Regions from separate parts of the Homo sapiens genome. Here region 2 is linked to region 1. Evidence: read pairs that join two places in POLR2A ChIA-PET (ENCODE). Cell type or tissue: IMR-90. All regions are shown on one strand. Links, peaks and the distances in the headings refer to the core of each region. The heading gives the core; the rest is flanking DNA. Region 1 overlaps APTR (Alu-mediated CDKN1A/p21 transcriptional regulator). Region 2 overlaps CCDC146 (coiled-coil domain containing 146).

What was found. Peaks named below come from ENCODE experiments on the same cell type or tissue, not always from the same donor. Only the 100,000 strongest peaks of a DNase experiment are listed, where the experiment ranks them.
Region 2: POLR2A ChIA-PET joins it to region 1 with 5 read pairs; 1 of 35 experiments calls an interaction of 5 or more read pairs at or near these places.

Annotation. Positions count from the first base shown.
Region 1 is chr7:77,677,731-77,683,115 of GRCh38, reverse strand. All of the region lies in intron 1 of APTR (Alu-mediated CDKN1A/p21 transcriptional regulator), which reads left to right. Among named protein-coding and RNA genes, the nearest start is that of APTR, 16 kb to the left of the region's middle. In IMR-90, for the core only: a CTCF peak has its summit at 4,103; a DNase peak (open chromatin) is centred at 2,635.
Region 2 is chr7:77,268,276-77,273,660 of GRCh38, reverse strand. The region is part of intron 9 of CCDC146 (coiled-coil domain containing 146); the gene reads right to left. All of the region lies in intron 2 of LOC102723791 (a long non-coding RNA gene), which reads left to right. Among named protein-coding and RNA genes, the nearest start is that of CCDC146-AS1, 22 kb to the right of the region's middle. RefSeq lists a silencer at 1,885-2,067. In IMR-90, for the core only: no CTCF peak of the experiment used is centred there; no DNase peak of the experiment used is centred there; H3K27ac peaks cover 724 bases.

The sequences.
Region 1 (5,385 bases), core at 121-5,120:
GGGTAATGCTTTTACAAGCCAAGGAACTCCGAAGGTAGCCAGCAAACTGTCAGAAGCTAGGCGAGGGTCCTGGGACAGATTCTCCTCACAGCCCTCAGAAGGAATCAGTCCCGCTGACACCTTGATCTTGGACTTGTAGCCTCAGGAACTGTGAGGCAAATGTCTGTTGTTTAAACTATCCAGTTTGTGATACTTTGTTACAGCAGCCCTAGCAAATTGAGCTACTTGGTCAAAAACTTCAGGCAACACTGATGAGATGATGTAAAGGCTTTAAAGAGTTGGTTTATGTTTAAGAGTCCAAATTATCAACGTCCTATCTTTACTCAGTCTCTGTATTCAAGAATTGACCTTAGGCCAGGTGCAGTAGTTCACGCCTGTAATCCCAATACTTTGGGATGCCAAGGTAGGAGGATTGCTTGAGGTCAGGAGTTTGAGATCAGCCCTTGTATATTAGTTCGTTCTCATGCTGCTGATAAAGACATACCCAAGACTGGGTAATTTATAAGGAAAAAGAGGTTTAATGGACTCACGGTTCCATGTGGCTGGAGAGGCCTCAATCATGGCGGAAGGTGAAAGGCATGTCTTAGGTGGCGGCAGACAAAAGAGAAATGAGAGCCAAGTGAGAAGGGAAACCCCTTATAAAATCATCAGATCTCGTGAGACTTATTCACTACCATGAGAACAGTATGGGGAAAGCGTCCCCATGATTCAGTTCCCACCGGGTCCCTCCCACCACATGTGGGAGTTCTGGGAGCTACAATTGAAGATGAGATTTGAGTGGGGACAAAGCCAAACCATATCACCTTTTCTCTACTAAAAATTAAAATTAATTAAAAAATTAAGCTGGCATGGTACTATATGTCTGTAGTCCTAGCTACTTGGGATGCCGAGGTGGGAGGATTGCTTGAGCCCACGAGGTTGAGGCTGCAGTGAGTCATGATCATGCCACTGCACTCCAGCCTGGACAACAGAGCAAGGCCCTGATGCAAAAAACAAAAAATAATAATTTAACTTAAAGTGATGTCTTGATTGCAGTGTTTATTCTACTTTTTAAAGCCATTGTGGTGGGAAAACAATTTGTTTACATTTGTAGTACAGTTTATGTTAAAGGTTGAAGAAATTGGGAAATATTTTATCTTTAACTCAAGACAGGATGGTGATATGCAACAGTTATAGGCAAAAAATATTTACATTTAAGAAAAAAAGTATCATTTAATCCCATTAGGCAGAAGTGGAGTCAAAAGCAAAAATATGGCTGGTTATGGATGTATGTTTCCCTTCCTGTTCATATGTTGAAACCTAATTCCCAATGTGATGGGTTTTGGAGATGGGGTCTTTGGGAGGTAATAGGTCATGAGAGTGGAACCCTCGTGGATGGGATTAGTGCCATATAAGAAGAGTCCATAGAGCTAGCTCACTCCCTTTCTGCCATGTGAGGATACAAGAAGTCGGCCTGGAAAAGAGCCCTCACCAGAACCCTACAATGGCACTCTGATCTTGGACATTCGGCCTCCGGAGCTGTGAGAAATAAATTGTCTTTAAGCTATCCAGTTTATGGTACTTTATTACACCAGCCCAAACTGACTGAAGATGGGGTCCTACCAAGCGAAATCATAGCTGTGAACAGTGTAATAGTATCTCATCAGCATGGGGAGGGCTATAGGCAAAACATGCACTAGTCTAGCTACTTAATCTTCAAGTATTAAGGACAACCTGTCCTTTTTATACAAGTCATACATTAGACATGTGCCTGAGATTACAAAACACTGTGATCGAGTTTTCAAGGCTAGGGATACACCTCAAACTCAGATGTACTTCTTTGGTGCCTATTTGTAAGTCAGCAAAATCCAGAACTCAGCAATATGTTAATTAATGTATTAATACAGAAAATATTTTTGTGCATTATATTTTCTGCATTTTAGATATTTGTGTGCCATGGAATATTTGATGATTTTTGGCTTTATTTAGGTTAAGTCAACCAAAGCATTTTGAAATGCTGCTTTTTTTTTAACACATGTATTTGTGGGTTTTTGTTTTGTTATTGTTGTTGTTTGAGACAGGGTCTTAACTCTGTCATGCAGGCTGAAGTGCAGTGTCACAATCACGGCTCACCGCAGCCTCAACCTCCCGGGCTCGGGTGATCCTCCCACGTCAGCCTCCTTAGCAGCTGGGATTACAGGTGCCCACCACCACGCCCGTCTCCTTTTTGTATTTTTAGTAGAGACGGAGTCTCACCATGTTGCCCAGGCTGGTCTCAAACTCCTGGGCTCAAGTGATCTGCCCTCCTCAACTTCCCAAAGTGCTAGGATTACAGGTGTGAGCCACCACACCTGGCCTAAATCCACATGTATTTGTAATAGTTTTGCCATTGTTTAGACAGGTAGTTTTAAGATTTTTTAAAGTAATAGAAGCCTTTCTTCAAATTAAATCTTATGTGGAAGTCCAGTATGCAGCAATTATGTTAGGTAGTCATAGAGGACTGGCCATTCGTAAAAAAAAATATACCCTTGTTTTAAATCTTTGTTTCTTGAATTTAGTCTTGAAGTTCCATGTTTTATGACTATGTATTCCATGTTTATTTTATAGTGTGTTAGCAAAATGAAAGGAATGTACATGGATGGGGATGATAAAGATGCTACTGACCTATTATTATAGGGCCTGTGCTTGGAGTTGCTTTTCAGTAATGGGATTGGATTTGTAAGAATCTGTCCATCAGGCTGGGTGCAGTGGCTGACGCCAGTAATCCCAGCACTTTGGGAGGCCGAGGCTCAAGTAGCTCAATTTGCTCAAAAAAAAAAAAAAAAAAAAAGAATCCATCTATCGTCTGGCCGGGCACGATGGCTCACGCCTGTAATCCCAGCACTTTGGGAGACTGAGGCGGGCGGATCACGAGGTCAAGAGATCGAGACCATCCTGGCCAACATGGTCAAACCCCGTGTCTACTAAAAATACAAAAATTAGATGGGCGTGGTGGTGGGCGCCTGTAATCCATCCCAGCTACTCAGGAGGCTGAGGCAGGAGAATCACTTGAACCCGGGAGGCGGACCACTGCACTCCAGCAGAGTGAGACTCCCTCCCAAAAAAAAAGAATCCATCTATCCTCTTTAATTTAGTCCCCTTTGTGGCCACACAGCAGTCTGTGTCCTACACCCTCTTGGTCAAGAATATAATGTCTACTACTCACAAAAATATATTTCTCAGTAAGTGACTCCCCTTCCTCTCATCATTGTTCTTTTAGCAATTTTTGTGCACTATTCATTTAACTATAACTTTGCCACCTTTGGACTCTAATAGACTCAAAAACCTGTTTGTCCAGTTTAGTGTATGTTTGTTTTATTCCCTCACCCATGACTTCCAGTCATATTACTGTAAGCTGATATTTGGAACTACATATATCTTTTGTATGTTTATTTTTTTAATTTTTTTTGCAAGTTTCAGGATCTATATTTTGTTGTTTGTTTGTTTGTTTGTTTGTTTTTGAGACAGAGTCTCATTCTGTCACCCAGGTTGGAGTGCAGTGACACGATCTCAGCTCACTGCAACCTCCGCCTCCTAGGTTCAAGCGATTCTCCTGCCTCAGTCTCCCGAGTAGCTGGGATTACAGGCACCCGCCACCACACCTGGCTAATTTTTGTATTTTTAGCGGAGATAGGGTTTCACATGTTGGCCACACTAGTCCCAAACTCCTGACTTCAGGTGATCTACCTGCCTTGGCCTCCCAAAGCGCTGGGATTACAGGCGTGAGCCACCGCGCCCAGCCTGTATATGTTTAAATTGTCATAAAAACTAACACCCTTTGGGAGGCCGAGGCAGGCAGATCATGAGGTCAGGAGATCGAGACCATCCTGGCTAACACAGTGAAACCCCATCTCTACTAAAAATATTTTTTTAAAAATTAGCCAGGCTTGGTGGCGGGCGCCTGTAGTCCCAACCCAGGAGGCTGAGGCAGGAGAATGGCATGAACCCAGGAGGCAGAGCTGGCAGTGAGCCAATATCACGCCACTGCACTCCAGCCTGGACGACAGAGAGAGACTCCATCTCAAAAAAAAAAAAAAAAAAAGAAAAAAGAAAACCAACACCATGTGGGGATGTTGGGAATAGCAGTTGAATGTTTCAGAATTAGGTTTTTTGTATTTGTGGTATTCTCAGATGGCCCATTTTTCCAAGATCACGTTATGTCATGTGGCTAGTTTGACAGCCCATAAGCCATAGTTCAGGGACATTTTTACCTTTTTCTAAAGGGTATATATAAAAAGATATAAAGAACAAACTATTCAGATAGTTTGGTATCAGTGAATCATTTCAATAAAAATATACTCTGAGTCTTCCTTCTTTCAGCAAATGTTTACTGAGCTCCTACTATATGCTAGCAGTCATTATGCTAAGTTTTAAGTATACAGCAGCAAACTAACTGAACATAATCCAGGCCTCACGGGATAGAGAAATTACACCAAAAAATTATATGCATAATACATTCATACATGTATAAAATCTTCATACCAATTACAAAGGAAATCAACAGGGCTCTACAGAGAGTTAAAGAAGCTACTCTAAAAAGAACAGAAAAGGAATGAGAAGTGAAAGGAATTCCAGCATTCTAGCTGGGTGCCGTGGCATGCACCTGTAGCCCCAGCTACTCAGGAGGCTGAGGCAGGAGGACCCCACGATCCCAGGAGTTCAAGTCTAGCCTAGGCAACATAGCGAGACTCTCATCTCAAAAAAAAAAGAAAAAGAAAAAAACTGTGTTATAGGCTGGGCACAGTGGTTCGCGCCTGTAATCCCAGCACTTTGGGAGGCTGAGGCGGGTGGATCACGAGGTCAGGATTTCAGGACCAGCCTGGCCAAGATGGTGAAACCCCATCTCTACTAAAAATACAGAAAAATAGGCCGGGCACAGTGGCTCACCCCTGTAATCCCAGCACTTTGGGAGGCCAAGGCGGGCGGATCACGAGGTCAAGAGATTGAAAACATCCTGGTCAACATGGCAAAACCCTGTCTCTACTAAAAATACAAAAATTAGCTGGGCATGGTGGCACACACCTGTAGTCCCAGCTACTCAGGAGGCTGAGGCAGGAGAATCACCAGGAGGTGGAGGTTGTAGTGAGCCGAGATTGTGCCACTGCACTCCAGCCCGGGCGACAGAGTGAGACTTTGTCTTAAAAAAAAAAAAAATGAGTAGGATTTGGGGGAGGAATGGCAGAGAAATGACCTGGTTATCTATTGCCAAAGCAAAAGCAAAGCAAGGAAAAATTGTTTTAAAAATACTTTAAAGAACAAGTGGAGGCCAGGTGTAGTGGCCCATGCCTATAATCCCAGAACTTTGAGAGGCGGAGTCGGGTGGATCACCTGAGTTCAGGAGTTCGAGACCAGCCTGACCAACATGAC
Region 2 (5,385 bases), core at 254-5,253, 410 kb after region 1:
TAAGAAATAAATCTTTGGGAGGCTGAGGCAGAGAATTGCTTGAACCCGGGAGGCAGAAGTTGCAGTGAGCTGAGATCGTGCCACTGCACTCCAGCCTGGGTGACAGAGTGAGACTCTGTCTGAAAATAAATAAATAAATAAATAAATAAATAAAATTCACTGCTGTGTAGTCAACCTCATCACACACTTTTTGAAAATGCTGAGCAAATCACGAATCTCAATCTTATAAGAACTTCCCTTTATGCCAAATATTCTTTATAAGCCATGGCAAATTAAAATATGAAGACCTGCCAAAAATCTATAATTTGCCAGCTGCAAATGTTTATTATTTAGAAATAAATCTTACTAATAGCTAACATTTATTGAACATAAACCAAGTGTCCAGCAAGGTTCTAAATGCCTGTGTATACGATCTTATTTCATCATTACAATACCCCTCATGAGGTGGGGAATATTTTCTCCAATTGTACAGATGAAGAGAATGAGGCACAAACACATTTAAGCAACTTGCCTCAATGGTGCAGGTGTAAACCCAGGGAGGTAGACTTGGAACCCATGATCTGCCTAACTCATCTAACTCATGACCCAGCACTTTGGAGACATGAATATACTATGACTATTCAAATTATAGTTATTATAAAATGTGAGTACATTTATGAAATTGTATAGGATAAAGAAAAATATGTAATTTATTAATAATAGTGGGGATAGTTTGCTACTTATATATAGTCATTTGATTAGTAGCTGGAAATTTCTTACACAAAAGAAAAGCCTCAACTTTTTGGTTGATACCTAAAATTTCACCATTACATTTCTGTTGTAACGGCTTGCACTTTTCTCCTGTGTTGACGTACTTTAGGGAAAAGGCAAATCTCACTCTTTAAGTCTTTGTTGCCCTATTAGGAATGAGCTTGTCAGATTCTTTGTGATGAAGACGAGAGTAGAGAGGAGGACATGTGGCAGCTGATGGGGAAAGGGTACCATTCAAGGCTACAGGGAGGGTCATCTTGGGGTGCTTCCAGCCTACTTGACTTAGAGCAAGTTTAGAGTTGGCTATTTACACCAAAAGCTCATGACTCCAATCTGATGTGGTTCAGTTCCTACTGTGACAGCACACACTTGTAGGCCCTAAGGTTGAATAATGGCCAAAATTTAGACCCAAGAAAGGAATATCACACTGTCTAGTGATTTGAAGGTTACTTAACAGGATCTTTTTGAGGATCATGCTGCTATGTTAAAGTCACTAAAGTGTGTCTTTGGATGCCCCATCATCCATGAATCAGGGTATCTTCAGTAGCACCTTCTGTACCCTCAGGTGTCCATGTCCTGCTTTTCCATTGGGTCTCCTACCCTGGAGCACTAGCTCTTGAGATGCACACACTGGACTTAGGAAAACGAGATGTGGTCTTGTGAAACATGTCTGACAATATACAGAATGTTGTGGGCTTAACAAACATAAAATTGCTATAGCAGATCAGAAAAGGGAGAACTCAGTATAGAATTGAATAATTGGGAAAGCCTTCCTGGAAGATGTGAATATTCATCAAGGAAGTGTTGATTTCTCCTTTAGGAAAGTCAAGTTAAGACCTCCTGGATAGAGGAACTCCAGCAAACATCCTGGGTCCCTGTCTGATTCTCTGCTACAGGTGTGCCTGGAGTGGGCTGTCCTCATGCTCAGCTCCCGGGTGTCGGCAGATGTAAACGTGAATAACAGGGCCCAGGAACCCTTATGAGGTTTCGACAGAAAATATGATGAGAACACACTCACTAGCTACTATGTCAACTAAAGGCTCTCGACAGATTTTTCTGGCTTGAGGTCTAGACACTTTGGTTATTTCCAATATTTTGAAACACAAACAATACTTCAATAAATTGTATTCATTTTTGAACTCTGGCTACTGCTTCTCTGATACCATTTTAAATTCTCTGTAAAGCCCAGCTCTCTAGTTTCAGGCAGGAATTAGGTAGGCTTGGCTTGTGGAAGAGGTGACATGATAAGCCATTGGTAGCAGAGCCTCCTGGTTGCCTAGCCAATAGCTACCCTCCACCTTGATCTTAGCAACTCTATTAGTCAGGGTTCTTTGTATCTCCATATATATATATATATATATATATATATATATATATATATATATATATATATATATCTCCTATTAGTGTGTGTGTATATATATATATATAAAATAAAAAGGGGAGTTTATTAAGTATTAACTCACAGGATCACAGGGTCCCACAATAGGCCATCTGCAAGCTGAGGAGGAAGGAAAGCCAGTCTGAGTCCCAAAACTGAAGAAACTTGGAGTCCGATGTTCGAGGGCAGGAAGGGTCCAGCACGGGAGAAAGATGTAGGCTGGGAGGCTAGGCCGGTCTCTCATTCACATTTTTCTGCCTGTTTATAGTCTAGCCACACCGGCAGCTGATTAGATTGTGCCCACCCAGATTAAGGGTGGGTCTGCTTTCCCCAGCCCACTGACTCAAAGGTTCATCTCCTTTGGCAACACCTTCACAGACACACCCAGGATCAATACTTTGTATCCTTCAAGCCAATCAAATTGACATTTAGTATTAACCACGACAGCAACAGAATGCTGTTTTTTTTTTTTTTTTTCCAGAGCTGCAATGTATCCAGGAGTCCTCACACTTCTTTGCAGCTGGGGGTGCCCATATGAGCTAAGACAAGCCAATGAAATGTAAGTGGAAGTCTGTGAGGAGGGGTCCTGGGAAAGTGGCTGTTTTCCTGTTAAAAGGAGCTGGCCAAGCCAGCAATCATTTATGTCTTTTGCTCGTTGCCCTTCCTCCTCCTTTTGCCAGTTTATGCTTAAGGTGGAATAGCCATTTTCTGACCATGGAGAAACAATGTACACACTAAGGTTGACTGAAAGGGGAGCTAAAAGGATCCTAGACTTTTCATTATGTGAAATAACCGGTTGTGCCTACCTGTGCTCTTTTTATTAAGTGAGTAAAACAACTCCCTATTTAGCAAAATCATTATAGTTGAGTTTCTATTACTCATTGAGGCCAAATTGCAAACCTAACCTAATAGGTGTTTCTCTTGAAAGGAAACCTTCCCAAGGTAATCTGGAAAATAGGCTGGAGTTAGACTGAAGTCTCCATTAATGTGGGAGGAAAATAACTATCAAGTATCAAAGTTCTAACTACATGGTCTGGAGTTACTTGAGATATTTTCCATTTCTTTTGAGCCCCAAACTGCATATATCAGGTTTTGTAAGCTTATGATAGTTCTTTTAGTTTTTATAGTGTAGCATTTCACATTTAAAAATGTATTTATTGTGATTGTGACCAAACAACAGAAATGTGTAAAGTAAAAAAAAAAAAAAAATCTGCTTCCTACCTCTGCTGCTTCAAGTACTACTCCCCAGGAGTCACTATTAATAGTTTTGGTGTCTGTTCTTCCAGGCATTTTCAATGCATGAATAATCATCGGTAACTTTCATAAAAGTTAAGAAATTAGACATTACTTGTTGCTGTAAATATCCCAATTATTTGATATCAGTGAACCTCAGCTTAACACTTTGATATTTTTCTAAAGCATTCCAACCTTTCATGAGGCTTGTACCTTGAGTTTCTGGGAGAGTCTCTATGTACAAGTCAAACGCCATAGGAGAATCAAACAACTGTCTCTGGGGGGAAATACATTCTGAAGAATAGCTAGAGCTCTTCATGTTTACCTTTTATCTCTTTTAGTTTTGGATTGCATGCAAGTCTGAAAAAATGTTCACTTGGGCTGGGAGTGCCTGGCCTGACCCACTCCTGTTTTCAAGTACTGCCAGCTGTGGGCAGTGGCTGGGCTAATTATAAATCACAGGGTCAAAGAGGAAGTTAGTCTCTCACTGAAACTGTACTAGAACAAAACCAGATTTTTCTTAAAATCAACAAAGGAAAAGGATTCTAATACACTTTAATTTCTGTTAGTTTTATATTCTATGGGTGCTTAGTTTTATATTCAATGGGTGCTATTTTGTGGACTTAATAGCTAGTAGTGTCATAATATAAATAGCTTTTATAATATTTGTTAAAATCTGAACAACTTGTGCGCATTCCACTGCAAACTCCTCTTCGGTCAAAGGCCATGCCTCACATATTTTGTGTCCAGTCAGATCAAACTACAGTGACAAGCCTCACCATCACAGACAGCTTCCAATTAGATTTATAGCAGCCCATGCTTAAATATAAGCAGATAGCCAAGAATTACCATATATTGGAGGAAAGTTTCTAAAAAGAAAGAGACAAAAACAAAAAAAGAAAAATACAGAAAAAACACGGAGAAAAAGTCTTATTTAGGAAAAGAAGAAGAAAAAGAAACCATCATTAATAGCCTCAATGAGATAAGAGATTAAAGATACTATGAAAAAGAAACATCCAGAGAACAAAGAGAGCACAAGGAAATATAAAGTATGATAGCATAATGAAAGAGTAGAAGGGTTGAAAGGAAAACTTGAGGAAATTTCTCTTTTAGCAAGTCAAATGACAAAAAAGAAAGGAAAATAAAAGAAAAAAGAAAATTAGAGGACTGTTTTAGAAGGTCCAACATCTGCGTAAAAGGAATCCAAGACAGAATAGAGAAAATCAAATGGACAAAATTAAATAATCCAAGACAAAGTATCAGAACTTTGGAAGGACATATACTTCCATAGACAGAGAACCCATTCAGTGCCCCACACGATGGATACAATGGGAACATCATTGTAAAATGTAAAAATTCTGGAGGCAAGTAAGAGATCCTACAAATTTCCCAGCATGGAAAAAAAAATGGCTTCAAATAAAGGATCAATATTTAGAATGACATCAAATCTTCTTCATAGTGAAGCTAGAAGGCAGTTAATCTAATGCCTTTTTCCTGAGGGAAAATGATTTCCAACCTAAAATTCCATATCCAATTAAAGCACTAATTGTCTGTATGGCTAGTGTGAGGGTAAAATATTTTTTAGCATGCAAGGTCTTCTGACATACAATTTCCAACACACAAAGTCTTAAACAATTACTTTTTCACTAACATTTTTCTCATGAAGCTACTGGAAGGCATGTCCCCTCCTCCAAAAGGGGGTAAGCTAAGAGAATAAAATAGATGAGACCCATGAAATAGAGTCGGAAGAGAGGTGAAGGGCATCAGCAAGATGATGGAGTAAGGCTCCTAGAATGAGAGCAGTGCAGTAAGCACATACAGAAATGGACTACTTTGGAACAAGTCAGAAGGCTGAGAAAGAAAAAGGCAGCCCCTGGTATCCAGGAGCAGAACTGGTACTCATAGGTAGGCCTTGGTATTCCCCTGTTGAACATAAACAATTGCCCAGAACATCAACTTCAGACAAAGCCCCTCTGTAATCATGATGGATCAGGACAAAAACAAGGCCACTCCATAACTGT